2 separate regions of the Homo sapiens genome follow, and region 1 is linked to region 2. Evidence: read pairs that join two places in POLR2A ChIA-PET (ENCODE). Cell type or tissue: MCF 10A. All regions are shown on one strand. Links, peaks and the distances in the headings refer to the core of each region. The heading gives the core; the rest is flanking DNA.

Region 1 (10,272 bases), core at 2,267-7,266, 180 kb after region 2:
TTTCCCCCAGCTAGGAGTTCAGATTGTTATAAAAATCAGTATAAAGACCTTTCCCTTTGGCAATCTCTATCTACCAACTAATTCTTTCTTGGAGCCAGAATCAGATAGGCTCCACAGAGTTGACACAGCTTCATAGCAAATCAGTTAATTAACCACTAGATGTTGATGGGATACCTACTTTGCGCAATTTCCCCCCTCCTAGACAAATGAGCCACGCAAGGAAGCAACTGAGATAGTCTCTGCTTTTCAGAGAGTTTTCATACAAACATAAAGTTACTATAATGCATCCCTGAGGTCAAGGAGGTGGCATCAAGGAAAACTAAAGGAGGTCAGAGGAAGAAGATAGAAGCCTAGGATTTGGCCTTTAACCAGCGGAAGAATGGAAGAAAAGGCATAACAGAAATGCAGGGTGTGTGTGTGGTATGTGTGTCTGTATGTTGGGAGGTGAGGGAGAATGCCACAGACAGAGTCTGGGAGAAGCCAGAGCACACAAGGTATACCAGGAGTTAATTCCATTCAGTGTGATTTGAGTCAATTGAATAAATATTTATTGAATGCACACTGTGTGCCTGGCATTGTGATAGGTACTAGGTATACAATGGTTAACAAGACTGATATCATTCCTGGGTCACTGGCAAGTGGGAGATACGGAGAAGTAAACAGACAATGACAATATAGTGTGATAAGTGCTATGATAGGGAAAAGTCCAGGTGTTATGAGAAGGATGCAGAAAGGACCCAACCCAAACACTGGCATCAAGAAAACTTCCTGGAAGAGGGGATGTCAAGTTGACCCCCAAAGCCAAGGTAGAAACTGGTTGGGTGAAACTGTGCAGGTAGAGTATACAGTACTTACACTAGAATTGCAAATGTGAAGGACCATGAGGATCTGAAAGTGGCTGAATTTGTTGAAACACAAGGGGAAGGAGGGCTGGAAAAGAGGCTGGGGATGGAAGCAGTGGCCAGAATTTGCATCTCTTGTACTTCATATTAAAGAGTTTGGACTTCATCCTAACAGCAGTGGTAACCTTGAGGAATTTTACGCAAGAGAATGAAACAAGTGGATGTGCATTTTAGGTAACTATCTGCAGTGTGAGATGGCCCTAAAGGAGCAATGGGTAAAAAAAAAAAAAGGGTAATATGCAGTTAGATCCTTGAAGTTTTATCCTTAACACAATGTAAGAACAAAATGATTATTTTGTGAATGAAGTGATCAGTGAATCAATCAATAATTTGGTGCAGGATTGAAAATACAAGACTTCAGGCAGAGGATAAAGTTGTCTGTATGTATATAAGGGTCAGAGTGAAAGCTGATTGGAACACTGACATGTCTTCAAGTCTTGAATCTCATCAGACAAATGATAACAGTTGACAATGGAGTAAAGTGGAACAGAGTAGAAACAGCTTCAGTGTTGGAGTCAAAAGACCAAGGTCTGAATCTTAGTTTTGATGTTTATTAATTTTGAGATGTGCCTTAATTTCTCTGACCATTGGGTTCCACATCTATTATGCCTATTCTTTACGTGCCACTGCGTAGCTAGAATGGGAATGGTTATCACAATCTGTGTGCATTTCTGTTTTCAGGTGGTACGCAGGCACTGTGGGAAAACTGATGGCCCAGTGGAGTTTCTAAATCATCCACTGTAAAAATCAGTCAGTTAGTGAAACCTGCCTGACTGAGGGTGGAGTCGTGGTTTACATAGCGGGGATTTAGAAATCAAGTAGCCAGTAAGTATTGCACGAAGTTTGGGCAGGTGACTCTGTAACTTGTCCACTGGAGACCCTAGTGGAGAGGTTGGGAGAGGGGTGGGAAACGCCCCTCTTCTGCTGCTGCCCCTAAGGAGAGTACTGGGCACAGAAAGAGCAGAAACAGGTGGTATAGTTGAGGGGTCACAGGGGTCAGTGAGGTAGCTTGGAGAACATACACAGGTAGTTAAGGACATAGTCTAGACTGGAACTCACCTCCCTGAAGTTGAGTGCTCTTTTCACAACTCCACCTTGTCAAATTAATTATGTCAACTCAAGATCTTAGAAAGGACAACTTATGTAAGATTCAAGCCAAGAGGCCTTCTCATAAGTTTGTGGCTGTAGCTACCAGCCAGGGCCAGATGACCTTATAGAACGAGAGGGCAAAGCAGGAATGCTGGCTGCAGGAGTGAGGCATTCCCCTGGATCCAGTTGTTTGGAAAGAAGAAGGCCATGAAGTATGGGGGTGGGGCTATGTCGGTGGTGGCAGAGAAGTGCAGGATGAATTATAAGGTACCTGAATCCAGACATAATTAACCAAAGAATAATGTTAAGAGAAGAAAAAGCAAAAGGTGAAGAACTGCTCTGCAAGAAGGTTCTGGAAGAAGGGCTAGTGAACCAATTCATCAGAAAGTACATCATACCATGTAGTTTTAGGAAACACAGCAGGCCTGAGCTCCTTGGTACCCTTAGGAGATCCAAGCGAACAGGCAGAAAGTGACTGTGCTCTGTGAAATACTTCAGGCACCCAAATGCTCCTCTTTCCAGCACTTTTCATACCATCCCCCTCTCCTTCCCCCTAACACACTCACACACTGACACCTTCTGGCCCACTCCAGGCTGAGTTTTGCTTCTTTTCTGCAGAAGAGTGTGACACTAGGGCAATATCACTGAACTGAAGAAATTTATTAAAATAGCTTCCTTAAGAAATGTAATTTTGAGTCCCACATCTCTAAATCATCTTTATCTTCTCGCTTTCCAAAAGCAGTATAAAGAGTCAGCTGTTTTGGGTAGTCCATATAATTTTTATGAAGTAAAACTCGACTAAATTATTTTTTGGCTTCCTACATTCATAGAGTTAGCCCTAAGTGTTGGGTTAACTCTATGAATACAGAAAACCAAAAAATAATTTAGTCTCATCTGTCCCCCATAAAGAAGGCTCCAATAAATCGATCAGCCATAACAAAAAGGCCACTTTCAGTTTTTCCTGGAAATCCCAAAGCAAATAGTATTGAAACCAAATTGGCTATATAATTCATATAATTTATACTCTCCAGTGATCACTTAGCTCAATTAAGGTTCGCAGTCACAGGTATCTCTGACAATCTACGTATCTATAATATGCACACATAAACATCTGGGGCAGACATCAGAGTCCCTTTATCAAGACTGAAATCCATGTCTCCTGTGCTCTAATATATTTCACCATCCACACTGTTCAGTTGAGCTTTTTACTACAAATGGTTTTAGGCTCTGATGCAAGACAGGAATTTGAAGCATGCATTGGAGTGTTTAATGGTGTTAATTTTTGGTGCACACAAACATCAACTTCACTCAACAATCCAATAATATTGCAAAAAAAAAAAATGCCAGAGAATGAAATACATCAATGGAATTCTTCAGGATTGCAAGCAAAGTAGTTCCACATTCCTGCTGATGCCAACAAATAATAAAATAGCTGCCTATTTACAGGTCCTTAAAGATGTTACAATCAATAAAGAAAATAAAACGAAGAAGATAGTGTGCTTTCAGATCAAACAATTATTCTTTTATATTCAGACATGTTTATTTACTTAAAGTCTTCGAATGTAACCCAAGTTAATTTTAAATGAACATCTGATTGTAACAAGGGAAATATAATCTGTGTGTGTGTGTGTGTGTTTGGTTTTGTTTCAATTGGATGGTATAAATGTAAACAATTCCTACCTGGAAATATGGATGGTCTCTTCTTCGGGTGCCTCAGGTGAATGGGATCCAAGTTCTTAATGTTTCTTTGAAGTCTTCCTCTAATGTCATTTCCTATGAGTAGTTCAGGTGGCAGGCTACTCCTTCTTGATGATTTATAATCATTTTGAGATGAATTTAGTTTGTTCTTCGTTCTGGAATATAAATTGCTGTCATCAACTGCCATTGTGGGGGATACATTAGCGACTCTGAACAAAAATCCAGAAAGCCAAACCCAGCGGCAGCCACCGTCACAGCCACCGTTGCAGCCACCGCCGCCGCCCCAGACTCTGATGTTCTCATGCTTTACCCTGCACTTGTTTGGGAAGCTTAACAAGTTGATAGGCGTGGACTTTAACAGGTGTAGAATTACTAAGTAGCCCCTCCTTTCTACAGTTAATAGCACAGGGGAGGAGAGATAAAAAAAAAAAACCATCAGTTGGCAGAAGACTGGGGAATTTGAACAGATGTGACTCAGAGTGGATGGTAACAAAAGTGGTGTAATGGTTGCTGCATGAAATTTCAGCTTCATGGGTGCAACACCATAAAGCAAACACAGTTCACTATTCAAGAATAGATGCCTACGTAAATTACAAGTCTAATTTTTTGTATAATTTCCCAAACTCTTACGGATTTTAAACAGTTTTGGGGAAGCATTTTTACATTCCCTCATACCTTTAAGTTTCAAGCTATACACATAACACAGAACGAACATCCTTCTTTAGTCAGTGTCTTATTTGGCTGGCCGCCAACTGGAAGTTGGCTGGAAGAGGGAGATGAGAGATGACTGGTGATGACCAGGAAGGAACTGGTTGTGGGCGTGTGTCAGGCAGCAGTGCTGGGAACCCGCTGTTGCTTGCCACCCACCCCTTCCATCCTGTGCTCCAGCTGGCAGATAGCTTCTCCAGAAGTTCCTACTGCCTGGCAGTGGAGTCAGAGGTCTAGAAAACAAGCCTTAGCCATAGAAGTAATGACAGGCCTCCACTCACAAATAAAAAGTCAACGTTATTATCCTTGCGGGGATTCTGCCTAGCTTTAAACTAAAATGGTCAATGGGTTTGGTGGTCTAAGAAAAACCAGCATTTCTTCACTCAAGATTCCTGCTTGTCCTATCATCCAGCTTCTTTCTCTCTCTCTCTCTCTCCTGGATTTTGCATTTTTATGTCCTTTGCTCCCTTCCCTCTTGCTCTATGTATGTGGAAATGTTCTGCACTTTCTTCCTTAACTGACTGTGCAGAAATCATCACTCTATAATTCATCTTCCCCAGCCATGCTGTGCTCCAGCTGGCAGATAGCTTCTATGGCCATGCTATGCCCATGTCCATCAGCAATCTCTCTCTGTCACATACACACAACACCCCTTTTGTGTTCTGTCTGGTTGCAATGTGAGATGAGATTTGCCTTTTCCCTTCCCAGTGCCTGGAATCAATAGATACATAACATTATAAGGGATTTAGGGGTCATTTCAGAAATCACTGTTTATTTTGGTTTCCTAGATGCTAAATACGTTTTAATATTTGTTGATATTTAGGAGCTGGTTCTGTTTACCAACTTGAGAATATACTTCCACACTAATACAAGTTTTGTTCTCTTTATGCCCTTTCAGCAACAGGTCTCCAAACCACAACAGATTTTCTGGAGAGAAAAGCATTTTTCCTTACAAGTATGCCCAATTGAGAGTTACCATTATAATCTAGCAATCATAACTATAATTATAATCCAGCAATCATATTTATGTATTAGATTATTAAGTTATTTCACCAGTTCTGAGAATCATCTGCACCACTTCCCTCCCAGGACCTAGAATAACTTTGTCAAGCTGAAATGTACCATGAACTTCAAAACAATGAGTGACTTGTATGAAACCATTTCTAAAAGCCCATGAGACTGCCTGAATCTCCCTCACCCTAATGATAATACATTTTTTCTAGTAAGGAAATATAAAGTAAAAGCATTTTTTAAAGTTTGAGATAATGATATAATAGGAGGAAAAAACATACATTCCTACAACCCAAACTTCAAGAACAGTGTTTAATTTTCAAATATAAAGCAAGATAGAATCCTAGGCACAAAAGATTGGGTGCTAACTGGGAGAAATTCATCAATCAGGAAAGCAGAAGCTCAAACTATTTGGTGAGTGTGTCTTTCTCAATCACACTGTTACCATGGGGCCAACATAAGAGCATGTATGAGATTAAATAGAAGTCTCTAAGGAAAGGTGTTATTATCACACAGAGTGTACACCAGGTATGTCTGCATAGTGTGCCTTTGTCTTTAAGAGTCCCGCTGAAAACACAGAATGAAGTACATATGCACCTGGAATGCATTATAATAATAGCCATCATTTACTGCGTGCTTAAAACTGGCCAGATTCTGTGCTAAGCCTTTGGCATGCATTACCTCATTGATTCCTCCTAATCACCCTGTTTATAGATGAAGATGCTGAGACAGAGTAAAACACATAGGAATTAGAGGAGAGAAGATTTGAACACGGGTTTTATCTGACTCCAAAGTTCAAGTTCATGCCTTAAACTATACCACCATAACAATTGTTAAATGTGTGTAATATCTAAAAGGAATTAAAAGTCTTTCTCTACTTTCCTAAAAACAATTATTGGTTTCAAGCAGATTCTCACTGCATCAACTCTGTGAAGGAGTGATCTGGCTCACTTAACTAGGTTTGCCCTATGTAACAGTTGTCAGGAGGTCTTTGAGGTTCACAGAATGAAAGAGAAAAAGCAAGAAAATTCAAATTTTTGCCAGAGTATATTAGAAAGTAATTGCATTCCTACTAGTATCCATGTTGACGCATTTCACACTAAAATGCATTTTAGATAAAAACATTATGTATTCCTGACATTTAAATTATGATTAGGAAAAAAAATCCTCTACCCTATTTCAGAAGTACATCAAGTCCTCTAAACCTCTAAAAAGTAAATGACCTAAGAGAGGCAAGAGAAGTTCCCGATGTGTCCAACTTCATCTCTCTCCTGCCCAACTCATTTTCCCCTCATAGAGAATAGAAACAGATGGGGATCTAGCTCATTTAATACACTTCTTTAATGGAGAAAAGTGAGAACAACTTCAATTTTCTATTGTTCAAGTATTAGAGCAATGTAAACAAGGAACAATTTTTATTTATTCAAAAGTAGTATTAAATCTGTGAACATGAAAAAGTAAAGTAAATCATTCTTTCAAAATAGTTAAATTGGCTGCCACATGAATGACAATCAACCACAGAACATTTAGCTTGGTTTGTCTACATGAGAATATTTATAGATTACAATGTTAAGTCCATCTCTCCTTCTGTATAGCAACAGCCAAAGTGGAATTTTTTTTTCAGGTGGTCAGAAGAACGATGAGACAGGCTTTGGGCTAAGAGGAATTTCAAAACTGATAGTATAAATAAATAATTTTAAATACATAAATGGACATTTTCTGTTTTAATGACCATTATTATCATTATCATCATTTTTGAGACAAGGTCTCTATCTGTCACCCAGACAGGAGTGCAGTGGCAGCAATCATGGCTCACTGCAGCCTCCACCTCCCAGGCTCGAGCAAACCCCCCACCTCAGCCACCTGAGTAGCTGGGACTACAGGTGTGCACCACCATGCCCAGCTACTTTTTGTATTTTTTTGTAGAGATGGAGTTTCACCATGTTGTCCAGGCTGGCCTTGAACTCCTGGCCTCAAGTGATCCTCCTGCCTCAACCTCTCAAAGTGCTGGTATTACAGGCATGAGCCACCATGCCTGGCTGACCATTATGTTTTTAAAGATCTCTATTCTCCTATGAATCCAATATACTAATCTCTTTTGAATTATTTTATTATCCTTCAAGATGCTGTGTATTTTATATTAAATGGTGTTATAATATCATGGAAATTTTATTCTTCTTGGTTAGACTTTAATCTTCTTTCCCTCAGATTGTTCAAACAGTCTGTAGAAAGACATTTACTCACTTTGTAGCCATGCTTTCCTTGTGGATTTTGGTAGCTTTTTTTCTGTAGAGATGGGGGTTGCCTAGGCTGGTCTTGAACTCCTGACCTCAAGTGATCTTCCTGCCTTGGCCTCCTAAAAGGCTGATATTACAGGCATGAGCCACTGTGTCCAGCCCTATTGGCAGCTTTTAAATAGAACTGAATTATTTTGCTTGTTGTGAGATAGCTGCAATTATATTGAGAACAATACAATTTTACAACCGTCACCATTTTTCTCATTGTCACCTTCATAGAAATGGTCCGCCAAGAAGATTTTAGGCCGGTATGGATTTACCAAATTAATTCCAAATCTCAATCTGACCCAGCTATACTGCATATCCTGCAAACATTTCTTATTTTTGAACTCTATTCAGTTTTCAACTGAGATGACCTACTAATCAGTGGGTTTGCCACTAGGAAAAAATAACAGTATAGAATATCAGGATGATGGATATCACCAAGTCAAACAGGTCAACTGACTTCTCCCTCCAAAAGGTCTTGTTGCCAACACATCTTTGCTCAATATGGGTAACAATGTTTGCAGTATTACCTGTGGTATGATTATGGCTGAGGAAATCTTTTCTTAGATCCTAAAAATACAATGTGGATGTTCAGTATCTCATTGGCTCTCAATAGGAATGAACACTAATGATAAGTCTTCCCGTTACAATTCTCTGCTCCCTTGGCTTCCATGACACTATTATTTCTCATTTGTCTTCCTATGTCTCAGGTCCCTTCTGCTCAGATTCTTCAGGGGCTCCTTAAAAAGTCTGTTTTCCTCCCTCCCTCTCTTTGGCAGGCCCATTTATTGAATACCTGTTATGTGTCTGGCACCATGCTATGTTCAAGATCTCTATTCTTCAGAATCTTTTCATCTAAAAAAGGAGCAGAACAACAATAAACAAATTATTGCAATACAGAATGACTGCTCTGTGCAGAGGTGACACGAAAAAGTGTTTCAGTCTTCTCTTCCTGATGGAGAGAGGGGATGGGAAAGGGTTCTCAGAGGAGAAGTAATAAGTTCACAAGGCAGATGAGTGGACCCTGGGCAAAGGCACTAAGGTGTGACATTAGCACCGAATGTCCACAGAATGGCAAATAGAGCAATCCTGTGCCAACACAGGACCTTACCTCATGCAGAAGTATGGATGCTGGAAAAACAAGATTGGACAATCTGAGAAAATAGAGAGCTGAAGGAAAAACAATCAGTGGTGTTATAATATATATTTTAACACCATCATATATCAGACATCTTCCAGATAATAATACAGACTTTGAAAAAGTCTGCATTAAAAATTTGGCTGTAACCTTTTAAAACAAGTTGGTAATTCCTAACAAAATTTAAAATTTTCTAGCTCCAGTAAGTAATCCTTCTCCTAAACCATCTTTATTTATTCCAGAAACTGTGATAGAGGGATTTGCTGAAGCAGACTCTTAACACAGTTTTTAAAGTCACGCAGACTTTATCTTTTTTAAAAAGCTTCAGAACCAGTTTTTACTGGCTTGAAATCTAACTTCATTTACACTTGCATTCTTCCTTGCTCAAATGTGCAAGTCCCAGCAAAATGCCAGTAAATGCCTGGCCTTTTCTCAAATTAAGGTAAGGTGTAAGGGCGCATTTTTTTTTTCTAGGCTTGTGTGGCTCTCTTTGGTGAGAGGGTACAAAATAAAGAAATCTCCCTCTCTACACTACCCCTGACACACCCACATGGTCTATGAGAGGAAGTACTGTTAGTTTATGTCTTATTCTTCTGTTTAAGGGATTGAACTAAAATTTGCATTCATAAAAGAACTGAAAAATTTTATTTTTTGTGTGTCCAAATACTAGGACAGTGTTTAACTTCAGAAATGCGGTTGCCAGAACCAGGCTGTCACGTGCCCACTGTAACTGAGCCGGCTGCTGCATCAGTGGCTCCACCATCTTTAGGCATTCTCACCTACGGTTTCAACTTGCATCTGTGAGCTGATGATGTCTAAGTCCAAGCTCCCCCCCTACTTCTCCATAGTGTCCTAGATATCTATATTTAATTGCATACTATTTCCTGGTGGAAACTCAGCATGTATAAAACTGGTTCCTCCAAATGTGCAGCTCCTGAATTTCTGTATTTTTTATTTTACCAAAATGGCACCACATTTACCCAGTGACCCCAGCCAGAAACCTTGGAATTATTCTGTCCAAATCATGTCATTTTTACCCCTTAAACATCTTTTGATCTGTGTCTTCTTCCTCACCCCTGCTGACACTGACCAGTGGCAGTATTCATTATCTCATTCTTGAGTTATTGCTTCAGACTCCCAACAGGTCTGGCTACTTGGAGGCTTAGTTCCTTAAGCATTCTACCTTTGACATGGCACTTGGCCCTTTATGTCTTAACTAACTACCTCTGGTTAGCCCATTTCCCTCTCTAAAGACACTCAACAGAGTAAGAACAAGGAAACTTCCTCAACCTAATAAAAGACATTTACAAAAAGCCTGCAGATGATATAATACTTGATGAAAGACTGAATGCTTGCTTTCCTTTTAAGATCAGGAACAAGGCAAGACATCTACTCTTGCTACTTCTATTAACATTGTACTGAAGGCTCTATATGGTGTTATCAG
Region 2 (10,272 bases), core at 1,706-6,705:
CAAATTCATATGTTGAAGCCTGACCCTTCTGAGATCGAAATGTGACTGTATTTGGGCATACAGCTTATAAAAAGGTAATTAACTTAAAACAAAGTTATTATCATAAAATGGACACCATGTAACCTCTCCAGCTAAGTTATTAAGTTAAAATGAAGTTATATCTCTGTGTGTGTCTCTGTACTCGTCTCCCCTTCTTATAAGGACTCCAACATGACTGGGAGATGAGTAGAGACACACACACAGAGAAGACCATATGAAGACACAGGGAGAAAATGGCCACATACAAGCCAAGGAGAGAGGCCTCAGAAGGAATCAACCCTGCTAACACCTTGAGCTTGGACTTCAACTCCAGAACTGTGGGAAATAAATTTCTGTTGTTTAAACCAATTAGTCTGCAGTACTTTGTTATGGCAGCTTAAGCAGAATAATACACCTACTGAATCCGTAATTCCAGGGATGAATAATAATTTGTGTTTAATAAGCTCTACAGGTGTTTCTGATGTGAAAAAATTTGAGAAACACTGGTGTAGACTCAGAATAACAATAACAAGAAATATCTGTAAGTGGTTTTACATTTTAAGCGATTATACCATTTCACATTTTGATCCTTAACAATCCAGTGAATTAGGCAGTGAATGCATTTCCAATTAACAAATAAAGAAACAGATTGGAAGACCACAGTGGCAAAGAAGAGACTCAAACCCAGAGCTTCTGATATAAATTCCAGGAATTTCCATTACACCGCAGCTGTCTTAGACAGTGGTAATGGTAACATGTAGTCTCTGCCCTCTCTAGAATAGTTTATAGTTTAATTAGGAAGATAAAACAAGGTAGCACTGACCATGAGCCATGTGAATCACAATAGTAATAATTTACCGGGGGCCTACTATGTGTTAGCACCTGCTGGACACTGTCCAGACCTTTCTGATCTTCAGGGAGTTCAGATGCACCAGGTTCCATCACTTTCTTATATTTCACACTGACTATTTGGTGAATAGTCAATCACTATTCACTATTAAATAGTGGCTTCAGGGCATCAGAGAATGAAGGGGCTATTCTCATCTGCGTAATTAATTAGAGAGGATTTCAGAGGAGATTTGAGCTGGGGTACAGGTGAGCAGAGGACATTCGGTAGAGATGGATAAAAGGTAGGAAGCAGAAATGACCATGACTGTCAAGCAATGGAAGTGATACTTTAAATCAAGATTATAAAAATGCAATAACCCCAAACTGAATTTTAAAAAATTGTATTTCTTTTCAAATTATTTCCAGATACCAAAATAACTATGGTTTTAATTTTTAAATGTATGAGTTTAGAGAGAAAAATATTATAGTTAGAGTTATATAGTTTTAAAGATGACACGATACTAAGGAAAGTTTGTTTTCCAGTTTGAATCCATGACTAAAATAAGGAGAGAGAGAAAAAGGGAAGTTATTTGCATAATTCACTATTTCAATATTCTCATGAGTTAGTGGCTAAAAGTTTATTTATTTCTCATTTAAAAATAAATACGTCTATCTTTTACTTTTTTTTTTGAGATGGATTCTTGCTCTGTCACCCAGGCTGGAGTGTAGTGGCACGATCTCGGCTCACTACAACCTCCGCCTCCCGGGTTCAAGCGATTCTCCTGCCTCAGTCTCCTGAGTAGCTGGGATTACAGGTGCGTGCCACCACTCCCAGCTAATATTTTTTGTATTTTTAGTAGAGACGGGGTTTCAACGTGTTAGCCAGGATGGTCTCGATCTCCTGGCCTTGTGATCCGCCCACCTTGGCCTCCCAAAGTGATGGAATTACAGGTGTGAGCCACCGCACTCAGACTTTTATTTTTAAAAGTCCCAAATGATATAAACATGTTACTTAGCACAAAAGCCATCAAAAAATCTATTTGCATTTAAAATCTATTTTCTCTTAAAGTGACTTTAAGAAAAAAAAATTTCAATGACCTTTCCTTTAGTATTTCCTGTTTAGTATTTTATTTAGTAAATACTGTAACTCAATGATTACTTAGTCTTTGGTATACTATAAAATTCACATGAATATAAACTTCTGCTTTAAAATGTATAGTACATATTACAAAAATGAGTAAATGAACATATAAAGATAATATCGCATAAAGAGAAAGTAGTTTAAAAATCTATGATTCTTAAATGAAGTATTATTACTATTTAAATGAATCTACCAGATTTTGGCCAAAGTAGTTAAATTTGTTTTAACTGACTTTCAAAAAGTCAATATTATGGGTGAATAACACTTATTATCAAAATTCTTTTCCCTAAATGACAAGAACTAAACAGCATCATCACTAGTAAGACTAAAAATAGTGATTCTGCTAAAACTCAAATTCCAAAGTAAGTACTAATAGCTAAAGTCATAATCAGGAAAATATTTAATAAGCATTATCATTGGGAATGAGACATATAATCTAAAATTAGAATTATTACATTACTCAACTTTTTTAAAAAAGATAATCACACTATACCAGATAAGCAAACATTCTTTCTCCCACCCTGGGAATGAAGGAAACAGTACTTTTCTAAGGTAACAATAAAGTAATGGTCCTGGTGTACTTATGAGAAAGAAGTAATGTCATAATTCATGGTATGATACTAGTTTAAGTTTATACCATCTATCCATCAAGGTTAACTACATATAGACTAGTTGAGAACACATCAAGGGCTATTGGAGTCTGTGTTTACTGCAAGAGCAGACTGGCCAAACGGTTCACTAGAGACTGGAAAGTACTGGAGCACTGTCCAAATGGAGGCATTTCTTACACCCTACTACCGCAGAATAGGGACAAATACTGACATCACGAAAATAAAAAAAGCCACCATTGGCAAGCAAACACTGACTTGGTGGACCATAAATCTTACCTAAAATGGAAATTCCTACAAGCTTAGAATATTGCTCAGTTATGACAGTGTTTCTCAACTTATTCACAACCAACTCAGAATCACAGAGCTAAGGAAGGTCATTTGACAGTAACCAATATTATTGTTATGCATAATTCACAAAAACTAAGGAAAACACAAAGTCATTTTTGGATACTGAAGTTTCCAAATGACAGCTGAAAGTTTATGTTGAGATTTTCAGGGTTTGACAAATCAGCAAGTATACATGTTAATACCTCATTTTTCCCAATCTTTTCTAGAAATGAGGTAGATACACGATTTGCTGGATAACTACAGCTTGTCCATTTAAAATGCTAATGCTTTCATTACTCAATTGCAATGGAAATATCTCCAAAATGCATTACACTTTTTTCTTAATGATTCATGAACCACAATTATTTTAATAGGCTATAAAACTACAATATAGCCTCATGCAAAATGGCCCAGATCACTCTATTGTTTAATTCTTATGTATGCTTTGGCCAGTTTCTTTCCTTTCTGTTGCCACCAGCGGTTGAGCTTTATTTCTCAATGGCATCAGTTTATCATCCTCTGGAAGTTCCCGTTCCTCCTTCGAACACTGATGTGTTATATATTAAAAAAAATATAGTCAGGATGAGTAGATAAACTGGATTAGATTAAATAAATTATGCCAAGGAGTTAAGGGGTTCTATTTCCTGCATTCTGGTCTATGTTTTGGCCAGGTAAGATTGCTAAGTGCTTTTTAAAATTTTTGTTTTTTTGATAAATTGTGTAATTTCCATGCTACTACGTTACGAAATTCAATCCCTTGAAGATAAAAATCTCTTTCTGAGGAAGGATTGCATTTCACAAGGATTGGAGCATCACTGTTGCTTTAAGCTGACCTCCTGGCATGAATTCACATTATGTCTCTGGTTCATTTTGCCTAACTTAGGCATTCGGGATCTTGCCTGATTTGCCTCAGGGTTGGACAAAATGAAGCTGGGTAAGTAGGGTGTGACATCACTTTTGGAAGAGGTATATTGTTGCTAATAGTCTAACGCAATTTTGTTCTTGCCTGCTAAGTAGTGCTATGGGGCCAGATAAATTTAGCAATGAGAATTTCCCCCCTGACTTGTTTCCATGACAGAGTCTGGGACATTTTTAGCTCAGCTGAATTAAGTAAGGTCTATAGTAAAGGGGACATTCTAGAATGGAATTTTCCCACTGATAGATGATATATTGTAACCACCCACTCATGGGCTAGAGAAAACAGAACTTTCAAAAGTGATAAACTTCCTTGGAATATTTAGGCAGAGAGAAATGTAATCTGGTCACCCCATTTCTTTGATGCAACAGTATGAAACCCATGGACTCTAGGTAGGATCTGGCCCAAGTGCCAAGTAAAAAAGATAATTGATACCTGTCTTGGAAGAGCTTTCTATTCAGTTTCAGAGATGGGGCACACATGGCAAAGAGCCCTACCTAGTTCCTTGTAAGCTCAACCCCAACTTCCCTAAATTAGGGCTGGAAGGACAGTGAAAGCACGCACGTTCTCATGGTAAAGGGTTCTGGCATTCACTTACTTGGCTTGTGCCAACACTCCAATGACTTCTGCATACAGGTCTGCCACAATATGCATATTGCCAGTGTTGGGACCAAGGTACCTAAGTAGGGTATAATTAGACAAGTTAGGGATCCCTGGTCATCGGAAAAAAGCAAACCACTGATTTAGTTTTAAACACCAACTTCAACATTCTAAGGTGAGAAATCATCTTACCCTTCTTTGTATTTAAAGTGCTTGAAAGCCAAGTTAATAACATCATGTATTAAACTGTCTATTACAGGATGAAGTGGAATCTGAAAAAAAAAGGTGGTTCTTAACTCAGAAGGGAATATTAAAGAACAAATCGGTACAGTACTTCCAATAACTATATATGACAATCAATAGCAATCAATAAACATAAGTCATATAACCCAGTATTTGGAATTCAGAAATAATTTTAAAAACTTAGACTTTTACAACCTAAGTAGTTTTTAGATCAATAAATATTATCTAAAAGTAACAATAAATTAATCACCTACCTGTTTCAAAACTTCTATTAATACTAAAGAAAAAATAAAATCAATGGCGAGGTCCCGTCTTTCCATTAAATAATCTCGCTGTTGTTCATCGCTGTAAAATTTAAAATATTTACATTAAAGCACACTGAAGGTATTCTCAGAGTAATACAATTCATAAAAAATCTAGGACTCCTCCCTAATAGACTGCAAAACCCATTTTTAAAATTATATAATTGCACTGGTAGATACATGCTAACGTTGGCCGGGCGGAGTGGCTCATGCCTGTAATCCCAGCACTTTGGGAGGCCGAGGCGGGCAGATTACCTGAGGTCAGGAGTTTGAGAACAGCTTGGCCCACATGGTGAAACCCCGTCCCTGCTAAAAATACAAAAATTAGCCAGGTGGCATGGTAGCCCATGCCTGTAATCCCAGCTACTTGAGAGGCTGAAGCAGGAGAATCGTCTGAACCCGGGAGGCGGACGGAGGTTGCAGTAAGCTGAGATCATGCCACTGCACTCCAGCCTGGGAGGCAGAGCGAGACTCCATCTCAAAACAACAACAACAACAACAACAACAAAACATGCTAATTCTCTGTGTGCTGCAGTGGACAAACATTGGATTTGAAGTCGGAATATTTGACTTCAAATTTAAAATTTTCAATGATGTTAACTTGAGTAGTTATTTGTGCGTCTATCACCTCACCTTGTGGTCTTTTCTAAGGTAGCTTTCAACTCTGCAATTCTACCACCTGTAAAATGTGATAACAACTTGAGACAGGCTACCATACCAGAGGTGGACATTGAAAGATCTCGTGAAAGGAGCTAAACAATGTAAGGAAACAAGAAGGAAATAATATGATCACCAATTTGAGCAGGACTGCAGGGGTGAAGAGGATCGGCATTACCACTTTTCTTTTCTTTCCCTGTCCCTTTTCTCTTACATTTTTTGCCACTTGAGACTTAGTGAAAGGAGGAATGAAGAAGTGAAGGGGTGGTGAGAGAGAAGAGTAAAAGGCAGAAGGAAGAAGAGGTAGGAGAAGCAAAGCAGTCATTTGTGCTCATTTAAAAGTTAGAAGCACGTGGTTGTGGTGACTATGGCCTTATAGTATAATTTGAAATCAGGTAGTGTGATGCCTCCAGATTTGTTCTTTTTGCTTAGTCATGCTTTGGCTATGTGGGCTCTTTTTTGGTTCCATATGAATTTTAGAATTGCTTTTCCTAATTCTGTGAAGAATGACGGTGGTATTTTGATGGGGATTGCATTGAATTAGTAGATTGCTTTTGGCAGTGTGGTCATTTTCACAATATTGATTCTACCTATCCTTGAGCATGGGATATGTTTCCATTTGTTTGTGTTGTCTGTGATTTCTTTCAGCAGTGTTTTGTAGTTTTCCTTGTAGAGGTCTTTCGACTCCTTGGTTAGGTATATTCCTAAGTATTTTATTTTATTTTTTGCAGCTATTGTAAAAGGGGTTGAGTTATTGATTTGATTCTCCGCTTAGTCGTTGTTAGTATATAGAAGAGCTACTGATTTGTGTACATTAATCTTGTATCTGGAAACTTTGCTGAATTCTTTTATCAGTCCTAGGAGCTTTCTGGAGGAGTCCTTAGGGTTTTCAAGGGAAATGATCATATTGTCAGCAAACAGTGACAGTTTGACTTCTTCTTTACTTATATGGATGCCCTTTATTTCTTTCTCTTGTCTGATTGCTTTGGCTAGGCCTTCTAGTACTATGTTAAAGAAGAGTGCTGACAGTAGGTATCCTTGTCTTGTTCCAGTTCTCAGAGGGAATGCTTTCAACTTTTCCCCATTCAGTATTATGTTGGCTGTGGGTTTGTCGTAGATGGCTTTTATTACATTAAGTTATGTCCCTTGTATGCCGATTTTGCTGAGAGTTTTAATCATAAAGAGATGCCGGATTTTGTCTAATGCTTTTTTTTTTCTTTTTTTTTTTCTGAGGCGGAGTCTCACTCTGTCGTCCAGGCTGGAGTGCAGTGGTGCCATCTTGCTCACTGCAAGCTCCGCCTCCCGGGTTCACACCATTATCCCGCCTCAGCCTCCCGAGTAGCTGGGACTATAGGCGCCTACCACCATGCCCAGCTAATTTTTTGTATTTTTAGTAGAGACAGGGTTTCACTGTGTTAGCCAGGATGGTCTCGATCTTCTGACCTTGTGATCCACCCACCTCGGCCTCCCAAAGTGCTGGGATTACAGGTGTGAGCCACTGCGCCCGGCCTGTCTAATGCTTTTTCTGCATCTATTGGGATGAACATGTGATTTTTGTTTTTAATTCTGTTTATGTGGTGTTTACAGCTAACTGATCTTCGACAAAACATACAAAAACATAAAGTAGGGAGAGGGCACCCTTTTCAACAAATGGTGCTGGGATAATTGGCTAGCCACATGTAGGAGAATGAAACTAGATCTTCATCTCTCACCTTATACAAAAATCAACTCAAGATGGATTAAGGACTTAAACCTAAGACCTGAAACTATAAAAATTCTAGAAGATAACATTGGAAAAACCCTTCTAGACACTGACTTAGGCAAGGATTTCATGACCCAAAACCCAAAAGCAAATGCAATAAAAACAAAGATAAATAGCTGGGACCTAATTAAACTAAAGAGCTTTTGCACGGCAAAAGGAACAGTCAGCAGAGTAAACAGACAACCCACAGAGTGGGAGAAAATCTTCACAATCTATACATCTGACAAAGGACTAATATCTAGAATCTAAAATGAATGCCAACAAATCAGTAAGAAAAAAACCACCCCACCAAAAAGTGGGCTAAGGTCATGAGTAGACAATTCTCAGAAGAAGACATACAAATGGCCAACAAACATATGAAAAAATATCTCAACATGACTAATGATCAGGGAAATGCAAATCAAAACCACATGTGATACCAACTTACTCCTGCAAGAACGGCCATAAAAACAAAAAACAAAAAACAAAAAAACCCGTAGATGTTGGCGTGGATGCAGTGAACAGGGAACACTTCTGCAATGCTGGTGGGAATATAAACTAGTATAGCTGCTATGGAAAACAGTGTGGAGATTCCATAAAGAACTAAAAGTAGAATTACCATTTGATCCAGCAATCCCACTACTGGGTATCTACCCAGAGGAAAAGAAGTCATTATTCGAAAAAGATACTTGCACATGCATGTTTATAGTGGCACAAATCATGATAGCAAAATCGTAAACCAACCTAAACGCCCATCAATCAATGAGTGGATAAAGAAACTGTGGTATATATATATGATCGAATACTATGCAGCCATAAAAAGGAATGAATTAACAGCATTTGCAGTGACCTGGATGAGATTGGAGACTATTATTCTAAGTTAAGTAACTCAGGAATGGAAAACCAAACATTCTATTGATATGTGGGAGCTAAGCTGTGAGTATGCAAAGGCATCAGAATGATACAATGTGGGCTGGGCATGGTGGCTCACGCCTGTAATCCCAGCACTTTGGGAGGCCAAGGTGGGCGGATCATGAGGTCACGAGTTCAAGACCAGCTTGGCCAACATAGTGAAACCCCGTCTCTACTAAAAATACAAAAATTAGCCAGGCACAGTGGTGCATGCCTGTAGTTCCAGCTACTTGGGAGGCTGAGGCAGGAGAATCACTTGAACCTGGGAGGTGGAGGTTGCAGTGAGCTGAGATCATGCCATTGCACTCCAGCCTTGGTGACAGAGTGAGACTCCGTCTCAAACAAACAAACAAAAAAGAATGATACAATGGACTTCGGGGACTTGGGGGGAAGAGTGGGAGTGGGGCGAGGGATAAAAGACTACAAATATGGTACAATGTGTACTGCTTGGGTGATGGGTGCACCAAAATCTCACAAATAACCACTAAAGAACCTACTCATGTAATCAAATACCACCTGTACCCCAATAACGTACGGAAAAATAAATAAATGTTTAAAAAAGTTAGAAGCAGAATCAGCACTGTCAGAAGAACAGGAAGGCAGTCCCTCTACCCCATTTTCTGCTTGACTAACACACTGATTGAGGGCTCATTTGGAATTGAACAAAGACAGATGAAATTACTGCTGGGCTCCTTGGCACAAGAAGTGGCCTAGAGCACTGACTCTGGTGTGGAACAGTCTGGCATAAAATTATGCCTCTTCTATTTATCGGCAATTTCTCCATCTACAAAATGTGAATAATAGTACTTACATAATAGTTTGAGAAGATAAAACATGTAAAGTATTTAGCATAATTTCCCAAACACATAAATGCTCAATAGTATATATTAAATAAAACCAATGAGGAGGGATGACAGGATTTAGACTTGCCAGGAAGATCTTTTCAAAATAAATCAAGACTATTTTAAATCTGGAATGTTTTTCTCTTTAGTCAAAAGGGAATAAGAAGAAAATAATGTGATATTTAAGATATAAAGAAGACCTTCTGGAGTGCTCTGTAACTTTGAGCAAGTCAAATTAAGGCTGGTGGATGACAGAACGCGTTAAGAAGGAACTTGCATGTTTATCTTTCAAGGAGTAAATGTATCAACAGAGTAGGAACTCATTCTTTCAGGATCATTTATGAACAGCCCTGCCAGGAGAAAGAGCTGTGAACAAAACCATCTATCTAAAGTCCTTCAAGACCCACTGGAACTAGTAAGCGGCACTGCGAGCTGGGGGAAAGGAAAATCTATGCAGCTGCATTAAAAAGGAGGGCACTCAGAAATCAGGCTTTATATCCATTATATTATAGAATAAGGAGACAGGAAGTTGGAAAGACCAAAAGGAAGGAGAACTCCCAGAGATGGCCAGCAGCAGTAGAGAGAGTATTTTTGTGCTGGATGCTAAGGGTCTTTACAAGTGGCCAGAGGAACCTGAGAAAGTAGCAGTTCTTGGCAGAAAAAAAAATGTAGACCTTTGATTCTATTTTATTTAATAAGCCAAATTATGTTTTCAAATCAAAGTAAGACATATACATTTCTAATAATGAATTCAACTTTATTGCTGGTTTGCAGTCTAACTGCCAGGAGCCAGAGACATTTGACAGATTTATTTGGCAGTCCAAATGCTGATACTGTACTAATCTCAGAAATCACAACCCAATGTGCATCCCTGACATCTATTTTCAGTAGTTTATGCTCCTCCTTAAAGTCCCCCCAACCTTTTTTTCCTAGTAGCAGAAACTCACATTTAGCTACACCATACCCTAGAGAGCTTCATTCATTTGGCTGTTTTCTAAGCACATTTTCTCTCTTATTTTAAAAATTCAAGCATTAACTAAAATGCTACTAAGTCAAATTTTACTGTCCTGATTCTTTATCTGATCTCAGTACTTACTCTGATCTCCTGAAAATAATCAGTAACACAATTTTAAA

What was found. ChIA-PET counts read pairs that join two places held together with the same protein. Peaks named below come from ENCODE experiments on the same cell type or tissue, not always from the same donor. Only the 100,000 strongest peaks of a DNase experiment are listed, where the experiment ranks them.
Region 1: POLR2A ChIA-PET joins it to region 2 with 5 read pairs; 2 of 35 experiments call an interaction of 5 or more read pairs at or near these places.

The regions. Positions count from the first base shown.
Region 1 is chr13:31,939,581-31,949,852 of GRCh38, reverse strand. It overlaps the pseudogene EEF1DP3. Among named protein-coding and RNA genes, the nearest start is that of FRY-AS1, 87 kb to the left of the region's middle. RefSeq lists enhancers at 3,474-3,973, 3,974-4,475. In MCF 10A, for the core only: no CTCF peak of the experiment used is centred there; DNase peaks (open chromatin) are centred at 4,122 and 4,462.
Region 2 is chr13:32,119,043-32,129,314 of GRCh38, reverse strand. FRY (FRY microtubule binding protein) reads right to left here. Exons shown (of 61, transcript NM_023037.3): 5 at 4,939-5,029; 6 at 4,634-4,713; 7 at 4,440-4,520. Among named protein-coding and RNA genes, the nearest start is that of FRY, 92 kb to the right of the region's middle. In MCF 10A, for the core only: no CTCF peak of the experiment used is centred there; a DNase peak (open chromatin) is centred at 3,824.